Linked DNA regions of Mus musculus: all the other regions are linked to region 3. A link is a loop called in an ENCODE intact Hi-C map of the cell type or tissue named here. Cell type or tissue: heart. All regions are shown on one strand. Each heading gives the region's core, and the rest is flanking DNA. Links, peaks and the distances in the headings are about the cores only.

Region 1 (3,932 bases), core at 732-3,231, 250 kb before region 3:
GCTGGGCCCCAGTTCTCTCTGACTCTCAACCCTTTGTCCTTTACCTTAGTGAGTGCTGGTGGACTTAGGAAATTCTCTGAATGTGGACACTTTCACTAGCGTTCTTTATGGTTTTGCCAGAGTATCTTATTCTGCTCTATCACTAAAGATAAGGAACAGAACTTCAAATGAATTGCATCTGCAACTCAAGGGTTGCGAGTCTCAAGACTGGAGACAACGGAACCCTTTTCTTTCCCTCTCTATTGCTAAGTGGAGAGAGCTTTGAGGTGGATCACCTTTTTACCTTTGGGCTTTGCTTGATCCTCTCTACATTTTACTTCTACAAGCCAGATCCTCATACTGACATGCACTGGCTCTGTTTGAGGCTGCTGGAGTTGAGACTATATCCTGTAGGAGTCTCTGAGGAAATGAGTGGCCAAGAGCAGGATTTGGGCCCTCTTGAGTCCCTAGTTCAAAGTCATCCTGACCTTACCCCAACAGTGAACACACACTTGACTCTTTTATTATTAAGTGTCTTCCAATTCTAGGACTTTGCATTCTAATGTTCTTTTAATATAGATTATTTCATTTAAGAATCCGGAATGGGGGAGTTTTCCTTGATGTGTTTGCATCTCTGTAATCTTTGGAGAGGGAGTTTGGTTGGTTCTGAGTGTTCTTGTTTGCTTTCTTCCATGACTCCACGGAAGAGAATGTGATATTGTTTATGATCTCCACACAGCCAAGAAGTCCTCACACTGTGCTTAGGTGTCTGATGGAGCAGCAACCTGAAAAACCTTCCTAAAAGCACACATGGTTGATGGCTTGGTGAAATTGTCAGGATCTTTTGTCTTCTGTTTCCCTCAACATCAAGACAGTGATGAAGAACACACAGCAGAGGTATGCTGTAGTCAGTGGTACAAGGAAGGATAATCACTTTAGTCAATGAAAACTAAAAATCCTACCTGTTTTCCCACCTGGGCCAGAGTATAAACACAAAATGTTAATGTTCAATGAATAACAATGTTCTACGTTATTCCTTTCACTTACTATACAAGCTTATAAAGACTAGTACCAGCGCTTACTAGTCATCCACTGAGACAAGGAAGGGATAAGAGGATTCACCTGTTCAGGCCACAAAACTAGCAGTAAACAGTTGAATTGGTGGGTTTCAACACTAGGACTCATGATCATGACCTCATGCTTTCCTTCTTGTATAGCAAGAGATTGAAGGAAACATCATCAATGACTTCCTGAAGTGAGATGTGGGCCCAGCCTCACCTGGTTTCTGTGTAGAAACATTGAATCTTTGGGGTTAAATAAAATTGTGTTGGATTTAGTTCATACCTACATCAATAGACACTGTTTCCAATGTTGACAAGAACAACACACCACTCAAGAACGATGGTTCTGTGGTATGTTGCCTTGAACCTGACTATCGTAATAATTTATCCTCACCCTCCCTCCCTAGCTTTCTCTCTTCCTTCTCTCCTCTCCACCCCCATAAAACGTTCCCACTGCCTTATAGTTATCAAAGACAATGATAGCCTCTTCACTCATAAAGCACATTAAAAGCTTTTTTAGATTTTTTTCTGTGTTATCAAGGGTTGGGGAAGCAGAAGATAAAAAATATTCTGACTGGCCAGGGATTTGTTCAGTACTTATGAGATTTGTAACAGTTTTTAGGACATTCAGAAAACATGATTCTGTTTTCCCCAGCAACAGTCAGATTTAAATTGGCAAGTGCATCTCTTCCTGCCTTCTATCCCTTGGATACTTTAGAAGGCATGCTAAGTCAGCAAAAATGAAGTTAATTTTCTTTTTATTCTCACAGGGGTTTTCTCCTAGGGGTAAGGTGGGATCACACATTACCCATAATATTCCCACTGGAATATCTGTCTGAGCATGTTTCTTAACCTGTTCCTTTTACTGAGAAGCATGGAGTAGCAAAGTTTCCAGTTTGAAGCATGGGTCTAAGTTTCTTTCTATAGCCCTCACCGAAGCACACTAATAACTTAAAAGAGTCAACTAGCATGCCAGATGAACTGGAAAATTAACATGTGAGATGAAGACAGACTGTACCTACTCTGTCAGCCTACATTTATGGAGTGAGGCAAGCCGTGCCAAGGCCTTCTTCCTATATAAGGAAATAGCTCTGTAGTGGATTGGCACTCCTGTGGAGGACACAAGTCCTGGACTCAGAATACCGTGGGAGAACACCAGGAGGTTTGTGCGGGCACTCCTTCCACTCATTCCTCTAGCACTTTAGGGAAGATATGGAAGAGCAGAGGGAGCCTCACCACAGACTTGTCTGACAAGTGTAATAAACATGACATACCTTCCACTCAACAGTGGTTACACAGTACTTCCAATCCTGGAAGGGTTTACTGCCTTGCTTAGGACAGTACAGAGATGGAAAATATTTCTGCTCTTTAATCTGACCTGAAAGTATGGCTTTTGAGGGTCTTTATTGTTGTAGTTCCTCATTCTCTGAAATCCTAACAACCACTCACGGTGTCTGCCTGCCTGTCTGTCAGTTTTGGCCAGTTGTCATTATTGTCTTGAAAATCCTACAAACCAGGTACAAATCAGCCATAGGCTGGGAATTTGCAAAATGAACTGCATTTTACAGCTACAAATATTTTCCCTGGTTTAGAGCCTTAGGATCTAAGTATAGCAAAGAATTTATGTTGTCTCTCTTAAATCCAGCTGGGTGCATTTTCCCAGTGGGCTACTGATGCCTCTACTACTGTTTGTATTTCCAAACATCATCTCATCTTTCTCAGTTACCACTATAGTCAAAGCTCTGCCAGCCAGACTGTTACCTCCCTCATCTGATTGCTGCTGTGCAGAACCCAGTCTACAGCTCCAGGGAAAGCTGTAAAGCATGTCACAGCCTAGGGCTGGACCTGACGTGGTGAGTGACTCTGGGAACTTCAGGGATTGAGGGATGAAAACAGAACTTAGAGCCATGTGGCCTGGGGAATAATATTCCTATTAATAAAGCTAATGACAGATATGACAGAAAAAAAGAATTATTCAATGAAATGGAGACCTACAATGCATTCAGTTGGGACTGTTGCCAAAATGAGGTGGTAGAATGGTATTTCTAAGATTCAGAAAAGGAAGAGAAATGCAGACTTGAGGTTGATGTTATGGATCCATGCTGAGTCTGAGAGGGGATGGAGACTGCAGATGGAGTCCAGAGAAGCCTGGCAGCAGGACTGCCATGGAGGAGCAAAGGACCGGGGAAGCAGAGGGTGTATTAGAGTTGTATCAGGTCACTGAAGAAAGGGGAAGGAGTGTCCAATTATAAATGTGGACAGTTCATTAAGTGTGATTTCTAAAGAATAAGGAAGGTACTACAAGAACCACATAGAAGAACAATGGGAGAACAAATGGTATTGTGACTTAGATATCTTTTTGTGCACCTGTTATAGTTCACATACAGTGAACTTGAAGGGAAAGACAGTGTCCCAAGCTCACAGAACTGTCAATAAGGCTCCGTTGGATGGTCCTCAGCCTTGGGGCACAGCCATGAAAGATGCATTGGCCATAGAGGTACAGCTATACCTCATGTTCAGGATGGCAAGCGAATACCTTGATGAATCAACATAAATCCCAACGTAGTCAAAGTTTCATAGAACATTTGGAGTGGATAAACACATCGTAAACATCCCAGGAGTGACTGCTGTGGGTGTGTCCTGTCTCTAAGACATACAGAGACAACATCACCTCCTGAATGAAACCATGGATTTGATGTGCAGTAGGAACTTTGAGAAGCAGACAAGAGCATTTCCACTAGGTGAATCTCTGCTTCTGTTTTTAGTTCATTGGAAATTAGGAGCTAAAGGCTTTCCCTTTCACAAGCTGAAGCTGCTATTAATTTGGATTGGACTCTCACTAACCAATCACACACTGGCGTGCAGACCTCCCCCAACAGTTATCCATTCCCC
Region 2 (3,932 bases), core at 732-3,231, 250 kb before region 3:
GTGAGCCACCATGTGGTTGCTGAAAATTGAACTCAGGATCTCTGAAAGAGCAGTCAGTGCTCTTAACCACTAAGCCATCCCTCCAGCCAAGGAAGACCTACTCTTATGTGGGTAGTATCATCCTATGGGCTGAGTTCCCAGACTGGAAATGGCAACAATAACAAACCAACAAAACCTAAGGAAAAGGAGCCAGCAGAAGCAGGCATCTCTGCCTCTAGATAGAGAAAAATTTGAGTACTTGGATCAGGCCAGGATTAATATTTCTTTGGCTTTCTTTTATTTCTATTAGTATTTTGTGTGTGTGTGTGTGTGTGTGTGTGTGTGTGTGCTCAAGGTTGATATCAGATGTCTTCATCAATTCAGACGATCTCCACTTTAATTTGACACACAGTCTTCTACTAAAACTCATTGACTTGGCTAGATGGTCCCACCAGCAAGCCCCAAGGATCTCCTTAGCCAGTACTGAGATTACAGGCAGGAGCCACACCCAGTTAATTATGTGAGTTCTGGGGATCCAAACTCAGATTCCTATGCTTGTTTGGCAAGCACTTTACTGGCTGAGCTGTCGCCCTAGCACCCAAGTCTTCCTTTATAACTGTACAACTCTTTATCTCATCAGCCCATCGACTAAGTATAACCCATCTTTACAAAGGCTCCATTACATATTTATTCAAAGACAACTGCTATAATCTTATGTGTTCTCCTGGGTAAATGACCTTTGCAACTCTTCTTAATATTAACTGTGACATGTTTTTCAGAGCCACTCTCAACACTAACACATGGGCTACCTTCTTGTAGTGACATTCTGTATAGATATAGTTGTTTAACAATGTATATTATAATTTCCAAGTCACACCCCTCCACCTTTCCACCTTGTTTACAGTTGGTATGTAATACTTTTACAAATGCTTTAGTGAAATCAAGAAACACTGCCTTTATGTCATCTCCAAGTTACTGGAGTATTTTCCTTTTATAACTGATTAGTTTTTAATTAAAATTCTTTATATAATGTATGGCATATTTTTCAGTAATCAAAAAGACCAGCTTTGTGGAGTTCACCCATGATAATTGATGCTGAACACCTGAAACAGTTCTTTTTGCAGAGGCTTGTAAGCCATGTATTTTAAATTTTATTCTAGAATTAAAAAGAAATTGGTATTCAATATTGAGCCACAGTTTCTGGAACTTACCCTCTCTTTTAAATTCAGAAACAAAATATTTCATGCTCCACTGCTGTGCCTTCCCACTAATGTCAGTGAACTGATAACACACAGGAGCCAAGATTCCCCGGTCTTCTTCCAGACCTGCCTTTAGCTCACTGTGTGATCCTGAGTAAGTTGTGTGACTACTTCATAGGAGAAATTTGAAGTATGGCTTTTAAGAGACTTTCCTATTTAAGTGTAGGGTCTTTTCTCCTTTTTCCTAGTTATTTTTTATGTGATGTTGCAGATTAAGCTCTGGGATGAAATGTTCTCCCCTTGAGCTGATTTAGTTCCATCCTGCAATGGACAAGTCATGACACTTTCATAAAGTAAGTAAGGATATTATCTAGTGGCCCTGGAACTTAAGCCTGGTTCTGTCTTGTGTTTAGCCATTTGACCTTGTCCAAACCACTTAGCTTCTGTAAACCACTGGCTTCCTATTTGTACAATGGAGACATCACCTACTCCCATTTCTGTTGAAATAACTGGGTGGCCTAATTTTAAAAGAGCCATTCTCTTTTCCTTCAACATCTCTCGACTATTTAGAGTCTATAGGAAGATTTGGAAGCTTCTGGATATGTTGTGATTGTCAGTCAAAGCAGAAATGTCAGAGGCCAACCATCTCAGCAACCTAACAGGTTTCCTCTGGATTAAACCTAGCCAGGAAAAATCAGCTTCTTGGCCTGGTATCCCCTCTGCAAGGTCAGATATCCAAAAAGCAATGCACTTATTCTCCAAGGCAACGGCAGATACTTGGTACCAACAGAAGTAAGAGGGGCAAATGGTTTAAAATAGAAAGCAAGCTCAATTTGGCCGGTGAATGCTGACTTCTTAACAAACATTTGGAACTCCCCAAGTGTAGAATTGGCTCATTTTCATAAACCCTGCTCCAGATGTTGTTCATTCTCACTGGGTAGCCAGGCTGAGTGCCCCCCAGGAACAGAGAGAATGATCAAATTTCTGATCATCATAAAACAAATATTGTATGCAGTTTGAATATTTTTAGTCTGCTGGCCTCCATTTGAATATTTGAGTGGATTCTCACCACATGACATGTTTCATTCCAGCTCCAACTCAGTGGGTTGCTACAGGGAAAACGTTCATGATTAATTCTGTTCATAAACACATTGGGAAAAAAGGGTGTGGGGGTGGGGAGGGAATCTCCCGTATATTGGTATTTTAAAAGCTGCAACTTCAATGCAACCTAATTATTTCTTCCCTATGGCTTTAAATCGAAGGGCTTCAAAAAATCAGAGTTTCTTCTCATAAACTTAATTACTTTCTCCTGTTAAAAGAGAATGAATTCACAGACAAAGGGCTCCAAAGTCAGCAATGTGAGGAGAGGGAGGGAGGAAGGGAGGGAGGGAAGGAGGGAGGGAGGGAGGGAGGGAGGGAGAGAGAGAGAGAGAGAGAGAGAGAGAGAGAGAGAGAGAGAGAGAGAGAGAGAGAGAGAGAATGGCATGCTGGGCTGAGTATCTGGAGCTCCAGGCTCAGGGCCTGTCACCATAATCATGATCTGCTCAGCTCCACCTCAGTGCCTTTGTCTCTCTCCCTTATTAATAATAGGAAAAATAATCTCTAAAAGCTTTTCCAGCCCTAAAAGGCTGTGATATACAACTGGGGCAACACTATTCAGTGACTGTCATTCTTGTCCAGGATCATAAATCTCTCAGTGACACAGAGTGCTGGAACAGCAGCTGATTTCTGCATTCACAGCCTATTGACCATGACCATGGGGGATGAAATTAACCTCACTGCCATATGCTTTCTTCACCTCTGCAATATCAATAGAGTTAGCCTTCTCCAGATGATGCTCAGAACTGTTGTAAGGATCAAAAATCAAAATAAGGCAGTGTAGGTAAAACAGTGGAGCCGAGGGGTGCTGTCAGGATGCTAGGATATTGAAGGATGCTGTCAGGATGCTAGGATATTGAAGGATGCTGTCAGGATGCTAGGATATTGAGTCTGTCTGGGTAGGTGTATGAAGTGTAGGTTTCATGGTGTTTAAGAGGGTTGCCTGGTGGGTTTCTAAGCACATGATGTGTGATACAAATAGCAAACACTGTATTCTCTGCTTTAGGCAGCAAGGGTACATGAGAACCAACTGGGGCTCTGTGAGTCTATCCTGCTGTTTCCAGTACCACCCACTGGGGCCATCTGTGTAGACCCTGAAGAGGGGCAGACTCTACCCAGGATTGCTGAGCACATTGAAGATGCACCAGGGAAGGATGTATCTGGCTCAATAATTTTTGCTTGAATTCCCCATTTTCTATTTGCAGTCTTGGCCCTGGCTTTTGTTATGATAGCCACCTGCATCTAGTATTTGTAGGGACGATGGTCGAATCTCTAGCTCAAGGATAGTTTGAGACTATTGAAAGCTGATCACAATAATCCCAGTCTTTATTTCAGTGATTGACATGGCATGTGGCTTCATCCTGACCAATAAATTACAGGGTGAAGAATCTTCCTGGTATTTTTTTCTTCCATCTTAAACAAAGGGATGTGGGAAGCAAGAATTATTATTATCTTATGGGTTTTGAGATGTCTACATGTGCACTATTGTAATACAGCATCCACATTGTGATTGATCAACAAGGGAACTAGCTTGGAGCAAAGTGGCTGTGCTAAGAATGGCCAAGTTGAAAAATGCCAAGGACTTGGGTCCTTAGGACATGATCAAAACACTGGATGAAACAGTCCTGAGACTCTTCTACAACTAGGATTTTTATA
Region 3 (8,640 bases), core at 3,666-6,165:
AGTGGTTTTAATCCACCGGCTGTATGAGGGTCAGTTCTACCAGCACTAGATAAGATCTCTCTGTTACAGAGTTGCACACAGTTTCAATTGACATTTTATAGTAATTTGAAATTAAGAGTGGCCAATATTATTCTGGATTTTGAAGAGAATGGGGGGGAAAACGAGATATAAAAACGAGAATCTAGGCAAGTTAATACCAATCCCTGTCAAAACTCCAGAGCAAGCAGTCAAGCAAGCAGCCAGTAAATATTGTCATAGACTGGCAGGGTTGCTTCTGACTGGAGCTTAGTCTCACAGCTCATACTGAGTGGGGATTATTAATATTTTGCTAAGGCATTATTAGGTCAGGAAGATAAGAGTGGGAATGTAAGATCTAATGACTAAATACAGTCATCAGTGCTTGGCAGTGGCTTTCCGTTATGAGAAGGGCTCATGTGCACCTAGGTGGCTCGAGCCAGCTCCTCTGGGTCTGCCTTTGTTTGCCAGCCGTGTGTCTCCTCGTTCTCATTCTGCAGCAGCGGGGAGTTCTTCGCTTGCCTTTGGGTAGCGTCCAACTCCTCCAACCACCTCGTGTTTCATGACACTAATTTCTGTTTCAGTGTGTACTTTTCCACTCACAGTGGCTTCCTTCCAATCTCCTACATGTTTTTCCATTTAATCTAGTTGTCAACTCAGGGTATTTTTATGAAAAATCACTTGTACGCTGCTTGCCCATAAATTTTTATAATTTTCTAACTGGCTTAAACATAATGTCCCGTTATACCCTTACTCGTTATATTACCTATTGAATATTCAGTGTGGGGACAATCTTCTAATGCTAGTCAGAGGACTTAAGTCATTTAACACATAATGAGTTTTGTTATGCAGTCCATACTGTCTGTATTAACCTTGGCCCAATTTAGCCTTGTTTTTGGTTTTATTCGTGTCCCTTAATCCTAAACCATTCTGAGTTTGAGCAATACTTAATCTACACTGAGTCTATTATTTTAAAAGTTGAGTAGCTTCCCAAACCTGTTTCAATTGTCAGCAAGAAGTAAATTAATGTTGGTTTTCCTGAGTTGGGAAAGGAAAAAAAAATCTCCTTATGGATAAGACCCAGTCATAGGGTTTTCCCCTAGTACTCCGAAAGCATTTCTACAAATTAAAGAATGTAGACTTGCTTGCAGACTCCTAGTGGTTCTTAGAAAAGAAATGAATGTCAACAGAGTAAAAATGAACAGATTTTTATCTTTTAAGTTAAGAAGGACAATGAGAAAAATTGTTCATGGTCATCTTTTTGACTAGATAAAGGAAGTGTCAATAAGGTGTCCCACGCCCAAACCTCCATCTAATGAGCTAACAAAGAATCCAGAAGCCATCCAGAAATTAAAATGCATCACTGAGACTGGGAAACCAACCCTGCATGCAGTACTCAAGGGCAGCTAGAAGGATATCCTTAACTAGATGTATAAGACTATAGAAGATTGTCTAACTAGAAATAGAAGACTAACGATCTGGGACCAGGGCAGTCTCTGGTCTATGAAGGCAACTTCCCTTAGCTTATCAATACACTATAAAACAGTGTTCTAAATGTGCTTATGAAACTAACTTGAAGTCCTTAAATAAAATCACATCCAAATAAGCTAACAGAGATGGGCCAGTTTCCCCTCCCCATCCTGGAAGACCATGTGTTTTATGGGGCTTTGTTGTTTATGACACACTACAGTTTGAATTAGTAGGGTTCACAGAAACATTTCTCAAAATACAGTGTCAAAATCAGCCAAAGAGCTTGTTAGACATAAATTCTTCCCACCACCCTAGAGCTCCTAGAGATAGGGAGAGACAGCCGAGGAATGCGAGTAACTCAGTTTCAGTAAATTTGGAAACTTCTACTTTACACCTCTGAAGAGGATGTGCTGTGATTACAGCCTGGCTCTAATATACGAGATGTTCCAGATACAAGGGTACACTACATAACTTTTTAAATTTTGTGATCTGTAAATCATGCTGATATGTATTCTCTTAAGCCCACCTACCACTAGGGAATTTTAAGCACAATGAGAGATTGTATGAAGTTCATAGTTCAGTATACAGTCTAGAAAGCCTCGTACATTCAGCTTTCTGCATATGCGTGTCGTGATTTGTCCTTACACTGGTGCTTTGAGAGCAAATGTTAGACGAAGTTTTAGAACTAATGTGTCTCAAACCTAACCTACAAAAAAGATGAAGTAAGCCCAGTTTAGTGCCTGACATGTAGAAAGCAATTAGTAAATACTAATTGCTAATGAAGTACACGAATGGATAAATGTTGCATTACTTCATCTTTTCTATTCCCTTGTAAACTCTCGTTTACATAGTATAGAAATTACTACTACCATCTGCTGCAGTCCCATCCAAAGCTCAAGTATTCAACCATCATGAGCCAATGTGATATTAAGATGTTGGCTTTAAGAAATGCTAAGAAAATAATGATGGCTTTTTTTTTTCATAAATGAGATCAAGCATCTTATAAAAGTAGCTTCTCAAAGAATTTTTTACTTGTCTATAGAAAGAGTTTTGGTTTCTTTAAAAACCCGGTTATATTATATGAATGTTTTGGTTTTAATCCAAGCTATGGGATATGGAGCTGTTTCAGTTTGTCCACAGCTGTTAACTATGATTTTCTTGTGCTCTAGGAGGGGCATGGATTTTGCCAGCTGCAGATAGTTTAATTCTGAGAGTGGTGAAGAAAAAGAAGGAGGAGGAGAAGAAAGAGGGGAAGGTGGAGGAGGAGCAGGAGGAAGAGGAGAAGGAGAACAACAGCAATAATAATAATAATAATAATAACAATAACAAAAGGAAAAGAAAGGAAAGGAAAGGAAAGGAAAGGAAAGGAAAGGAAAGGAAAGGAAAGGAAAGGAAAGGAAAGGAAAGGAAAGGAAAGGAAAGGAAAGGAAAGGGGAAAGGAAAGGGGAAGGGGAAGGGGAAGGGGAAGGGAAAGGGAAAGGGAAAGGAAGAGTAATGGCAGTTGCTTCCCTCTGCAGTTCCTGGTTGCTGCTGTTGTGGTTTAGCCTGATGATGAAGATTGGACTGGCCCTATGAAACATGACATCGTTAATATGCTGTGAGTAGTATGCCTCCTTTCTCTCTTACCTAGTATTGGAGTTTGAAAGGGATTGAGGTTTGGAAGGGAATAAAGGATGGAAGGGCGAGAGGTGTAAGAGCATAATAAAATAATAAATCAAATACACCAACACTTGCCCCTCTACAGTCTCCTAACAGATGACTCAGAATTCATCGCTTATACAGGATCCGGCATCAAGGAGTCACCGTGGAAACAGAGAGTAGCCCTTCTCACACAACCAAACCTGCTGGTATCTTGACTTTGGACTTCATAGGCCCCATAAAAAAATAATGTAGCCATTTAGCAATGACTTAGTCCAATACTTTGTCACAGCAGCACAAATAAACTAAGACACTGCTATAGTTTGAATATGAACGGCGACCCCCCACAGGCCACTGTTTTGAAAACTTGGTCCCTAGCTGCAGGTACTGTTTTGAGAGGTTCTAGAAGCTTTCAGAGGTGGGATTTGGATGGAGCAAGTAGATCACTTAGGACAGACCCTGTCCTAGCTCCTTCCTGTAATCCTCTTTGGCTCTGCTTGTCATTGTCCATGAGGTTAAACTGGTTGTTCTGCCATCCCCTCCCCAACAAGAGAGACTGATAACTTTGGAACCTGAGCCAAATAAATCTCTCTCTCTCTCTCTTAGTCTGTTGGGTATTCTGTCGGCATGATAAGAAAATGCTAACCAGTACAAAGCTATCTACCAATATTTCCAGGCCAAATTCTATAGAGTTATACATAAACCACAATTTAATTCATGTACAGTTGGTCACTAAGTCCTCTCTGGAAACTTCCTACTCTGTATAGTTCCATAACACATCGATAAAAAGGAATGACTGGAATGATTAGCATATACAGAGCCAAGACTCTATCTAATAAGGACATAAAATGTCATCTTACAAAATAAAAATGTTTAAAGTATAATTGAAGAGTTTTATGCAGTCCTTTCAGAAGCACATAACCAAATTTCTTTAGAGTAAACATTATAGATGATTTGAACAAAATGATTAATAAATTCAAACCAGTAGCTATCCATGAGGGGATCTTACTTTTGGCCTTTACTCTGGCCTGTCAACTGAATAGAAAAGTGGGATTTAGACATATATTACTCAATACCTATTCATTTGAACTTGGCAAAAGATGAATATCATTCATCATCTCAGAGAAAAAGTACACCAGCTCTAGACCCTACTCCTCTAAAATGCTGAAATTTTCTTTTACAACATTTACAACCTGCTTTCGGAGCTAATGGTTTGATGGTCCAAGGCCAGGTGAACACTAAGCCACTCCTGTGTGATTCTTCTGGAAACCTAGTTGATGTTTCTGCTGATAATAGTACACTTCTCATCAAATGCAATTTTCAGCCACAGCCAAGACTCCATCAAAGCTAGGATGTGACAGCCGTGTAAATACTGTGTGTCAGGGCTGTTACCTGTTCGACTTTGGGGAAAATATATATGTATTTAAGCTTTTCCATGAGTTCCAGCTGACCTCCTGACCTAATTGGGTGAAATTAGTATTTCATAGGAAGTCAAATGGAATTATCAGCCCTGAACCACAGCACATTCTTTAAGCAATGGAGTGAGGATGCATTTAGACAGAGCAGCCTAGTCAGACTACTCTACTCAGATGGTCATTTCTGCCCATGCCACCAGAGGGCAAAAAGTTTACCCCAAATATATCAGCTACTTTGATCACCTTGAAAAGTAAAAGAACACACATGATATGCACTCACTGATAAATGAATATTAGCCCGGAAGCTCAGAATCCTTTTTAGAAGGGGGAACAAAATACCTATGGAAGGAGTTACTGAGACAAAGTTCAGAGCAGACCCTGAAGGGATGACCATCCAGAGACTAACCCACTTCGAGATCCATCCCATAAACAGCTACCAAACCCAGACACTAGGCAGATGCCAACAAGAGCCTGCTGACAGGAGCCTGATATAGCTGTCACCTGTGAGGCTCTGCCAGTGTCTGGCAAATACAGAAGTGGATGCTCACAGTCATCTATTGGGTGGAACATAAGGTCCCCAATGAAGGAGCTAGAGAAAGTACCCAGGGAGCTGAAGGGGTCTGAAGCCCCATAGGAGGAACATCAATATGAACTAACCAGTACCCCCAGAACTCCTTGGAGCTATACCACCAATTAAAGAAAACACATGGTGGAACTTGTGGCTCGAGCTATATATGTAGCAGAGGATTGCCTTGTTAGGCATCAATTCGAGGAGAGGCCCTTGGTCCTATGAAGGCTCTATGCCCTAGTATAGGGGAATTCCAGGACCAGGAATGGTAGTGGGTGGGTTAGGGAGAAGGGGGAGGGGCGAGGGGATAGGGGATTTTCGGAGGGGAAACTAGGAAAGGGGATAGCATTTGAAATGTAAATAAAGAAAATATCTAATAAAAAAAGTAAATAGTGCAGACTCAAGAACTAAATCTTCTGCCTCCAAATTTAAAAAAAAAAAAAGTTTTATTTTCCTTTTTTTTTCACTTATTCATTACAAATGCACTTAGATGGCACTTAAGCACCTACTATGTTCCAATTATTAGAAAAGACAAGGGAACAAACAAAATAAACAAACAAGCAACAACAACAAAGAGTGCCAATCCAAAAGAAACACCATTCATTTTCAAACAACAGGTGAGGTTGTGTGGAAGATCCCAGTGTCTGCTGCACAGTCTTTGATAGCCCTGCCTATCTGAGCAGTTCTGACTGCTAACCCTTTTGGATAGCTACAGATCCAAGTCTTGGGTTATGTACAGTTCTAGGCTTCTCAGACTCACATGAATCTCCAGTTTTGAATTTCTTTAACTCCACAAATATGTCTGTTGTATATGAAATGAAAAGATAGCCACACTTAGTCTGCCAGCGTGGCTTTGTCAATGCTTGCCTTATTATTTTTGCTCTGCCATAAATAAATGCTAGCAGGAACCAGAAATGGCTCTCCAGAAACAGATGTTACTCTCATTTGGTTATTAGAATTTGACAGCTATGTCTGAAGGTGAAAATGATGCTTAAACTCCTTATGAAAAGAATGTTTCCTAATTACTGTGTCAGAAACTGTGTTAAGTACCAGTGATGTACAGATTAAATATGTCAGATCCCTTGCCTCTGATGAATTTTGCTCCTAAGTCCACCCATTAGTCCTTGCCTGTCCCTAAGAGTTCCTACCAATTATTATATATTTCAAAATTGTATCTCATCGGATAGCATAGCCAGAGGGGTAATACAGCTCTAACCTAAGCCCAAAGTACATTAGGAGCTTACAGAAATCTGACAATAACAGACAGATAAGTAAAGACATTACACAGTTGACATTAATAGAGTCGACTGGGGAAGTGCAGCCTGCCTCTTTGGCTTTGTGAACCACACACAAAATGCAGGCACTTAACTCAAAGGGGGAAAAAAAAACATGTTTGAAAGTTTAGAAACAAAAGTGATGTGCCATCATGAATATATGGTGACACTGAATAGAGATGAGTCACATGTCCTGGTATCAGAATACCCAGACAAGTGTAGTTTAACACATCTCCCCTCAGGAGTCTGGAGAATAAACGGTATCATGCAACTCTACTGGAATCATATTCATAACATCCAGTAACCCTCTATTATCCTCAAATAACCTTGTGAGGAAGAACTACAGCATATGGGGTAATCAAAAAGAGCACCGAGAGCCCAGAATTCTGGATCCATTACTCTCCCCAGTTCTCAGTTTTCCTGACTTACAATATTTGCATGAATTTGTTGTTTCAATACAGAGCTCCCAGACGCTGTATTCAGAGCATGTTGCTTGGATCAATGAATGTGGGTTTCTCAGGAAGACAAGCCTTCATAGCTTTCATAGCACATGCCTGAGGCTGGATTTGTACATATGATCATTATGCTTTCCACAGCCAGGATATCCAGGCTGATAACAAGAGGAGAACAGACTTGTAAAACCTAATTAGGAAGGATCTGAGTATGAGCTCAGGGTTCAGCTGATTGCAGAGATGCTACAGATGAAAACAGATGGCTGGGTTGGAGTCGGTACCCACAGGAGAGAAGCATCTCCTGGGACTCCTATTTTTTGTCACTTGTGGTACTTTTAGACCTTTTTTGATCGTTTGTTTGTTTGTTTGTTTTGTTTTGTTTTTTGTTTTTCAAGACAGGGTTTCTCTGTATAGTCCTGTCTGTCCTAGAACTTACTCTGTAGACCAGGCTGGCCTCAAACTCAGAAATCCCTGCCTCTGCCTCCCAAGTGATGGGATTAAAGGCGTGTGCCACCACTGCCCAGCGACCTTTCATTATGTAGCTGAAAAATGTCCTCATTTGTGAGTCCTACCCCCATGAAAAAAGCCAGAAAACCTACTTTTTTCATACACTTTGTAATTAAAAAACAAGTTTGATGGTTTGTTTTATGGTTGCTATCACCAGATATCTGGCAAGAAGCAACTTAGCCACTGTTTAAGGTAAGTCTATCATGGAAGAGTGGGGACATGGGGCAGGAGTGTACAGCTGGGACCCCACACCTCCTCACATCTTGGTGATGCAGTAAGTGGAAAGTAAAGAGAAGTGGGACCTGGCTATAAATCTTGAAAGCCTTCCCCCAGTGATGGGCTTCCTCCAGTGAGGCTCCACCTCTTAAAGCCTCTACAACTGTGCAAAATAACAGTACCAACACCGAAACAAATGTTCAAACACAACAATCTCTGGGGACAGTCCACACTTAAACCACAACAGTAAGCATGTGGCCTTATTTGGGTGACAAATTACATCCAATAAGGTCTCACTTAAGAAGACGATGTCACAAAGGGAGAAACAGGCGTGGAGGATCCAGTCTGAGGAGAACCTGAAGAGATCCATTGTTCACAGGAGTGGCATCTGGATGGGGTAGAGAGCCTGCTGCTAGAACAGGCGGCATTGAGGAGGCAATTCAAAGCACCCATGCCAGGTCAGCCCCACAGGAAGCTCTCTAGCAGACCAGCTGATAGCATGGCATAGCTTCTATACCTAATGTTCTGGCCCTTTCGGATCTCAAGACTGCCTTATTATCTTTTCCACACAAGCTAACTAGAGAGTATTCAGGGTATCTGAGATTAAGAAGCGTAGGAGTCTTTAAAATTACCTTGCTTTTAAGTATACCCCAAACAGACCATTCAGTGGGGAAACTGGGCAGTCACTACTGCCTAGAGAGAGAAGTGGGGTGTGTGGGGTGAGATTCTGATCCCTCAGTCTATGAGTGCCTGTCAACGTCTCACTGATATCGGCTTGAATCAGTCTTCTATTGGCTCCTGGCTAGAGTCAGCTGCTCTACCTACGCACGTAAGCCGGATGCTTTGATACTTAGAGGAAGATGCTATTTAAGCTGAGACCTCAATAATGGAAATATACTCTTTAAAAAAACTCAGAGGAAGACTCCCTCCAAATAGAAGTACACTAAGCAGCAAGTGCAGGCAGAGGTCGAAAAATGAGCATGGCAGTTTCAGATCTGAGATATATAAAGAGGCCACAGTGTTCTGGATGCAATTGATTTTGTCCCATGGGTAGCTCAGATCATCTGAGAGTTATATAGAGGTCC

Evidence for each region. Hi-C counts contacts between places; a loop is a spot of excess contacts. Peaks named below come from ENCODE experiments on the same cell type or tissue, not always from the same donor. Only the 100,000 strongest peaks of a DNase experiment are listed, where the experiment ranks them.
Region 1: a loop joins it to region 3, with 1.8 times the contacts of the local background. A loop is called at or near these places in 5 of 42 quality-filtered maps.
Region 2: it touches region 3 in a loop (2.2-fold over the local background); 5 of 42 quality-filtered maps call a loop at or near these places.

The regions. Positions count from the first base shown.
Region 1 is chr9:51,640,102-51,644,033 of GRCm38, reverse strand. No RefSeq gene overlaps it. Among named protein-coding and RNA genes, the nearest start is that of Arhgap20, 120 kb to the left of the region's middle. In heart, for the core only: no CTCF peak of the experiment used is centred there; a DNase peak (open chromatin) is centred at 2,163.
Region 2 is chr9:51,635,712-51,639,643 of GRCm38, reverse strand. No RefSeq gene overlaps it. Among named protein-coding and RNA genes, the nearest start is that of Arhgap20, 130 kb to the left of the region's middle. In heart, for the core only: no CTCF peak of the experiment used is centred there; a DNase peak (open chromatin) is centred at 1,933.
Region 3 is chr9:51,386,476-51,395,115 of GRCm38, reverse strand. No RefSeq gene overlaps it. Among named protein-coding and RNA genes, the nearest start is that of 1810046K07Rik, 62 kb to the right of the region's middle. In heart, for the core only: a CTCF peak has its summit at 4,733 (motif pointing right); no DNase peak of the experiment used is centred there.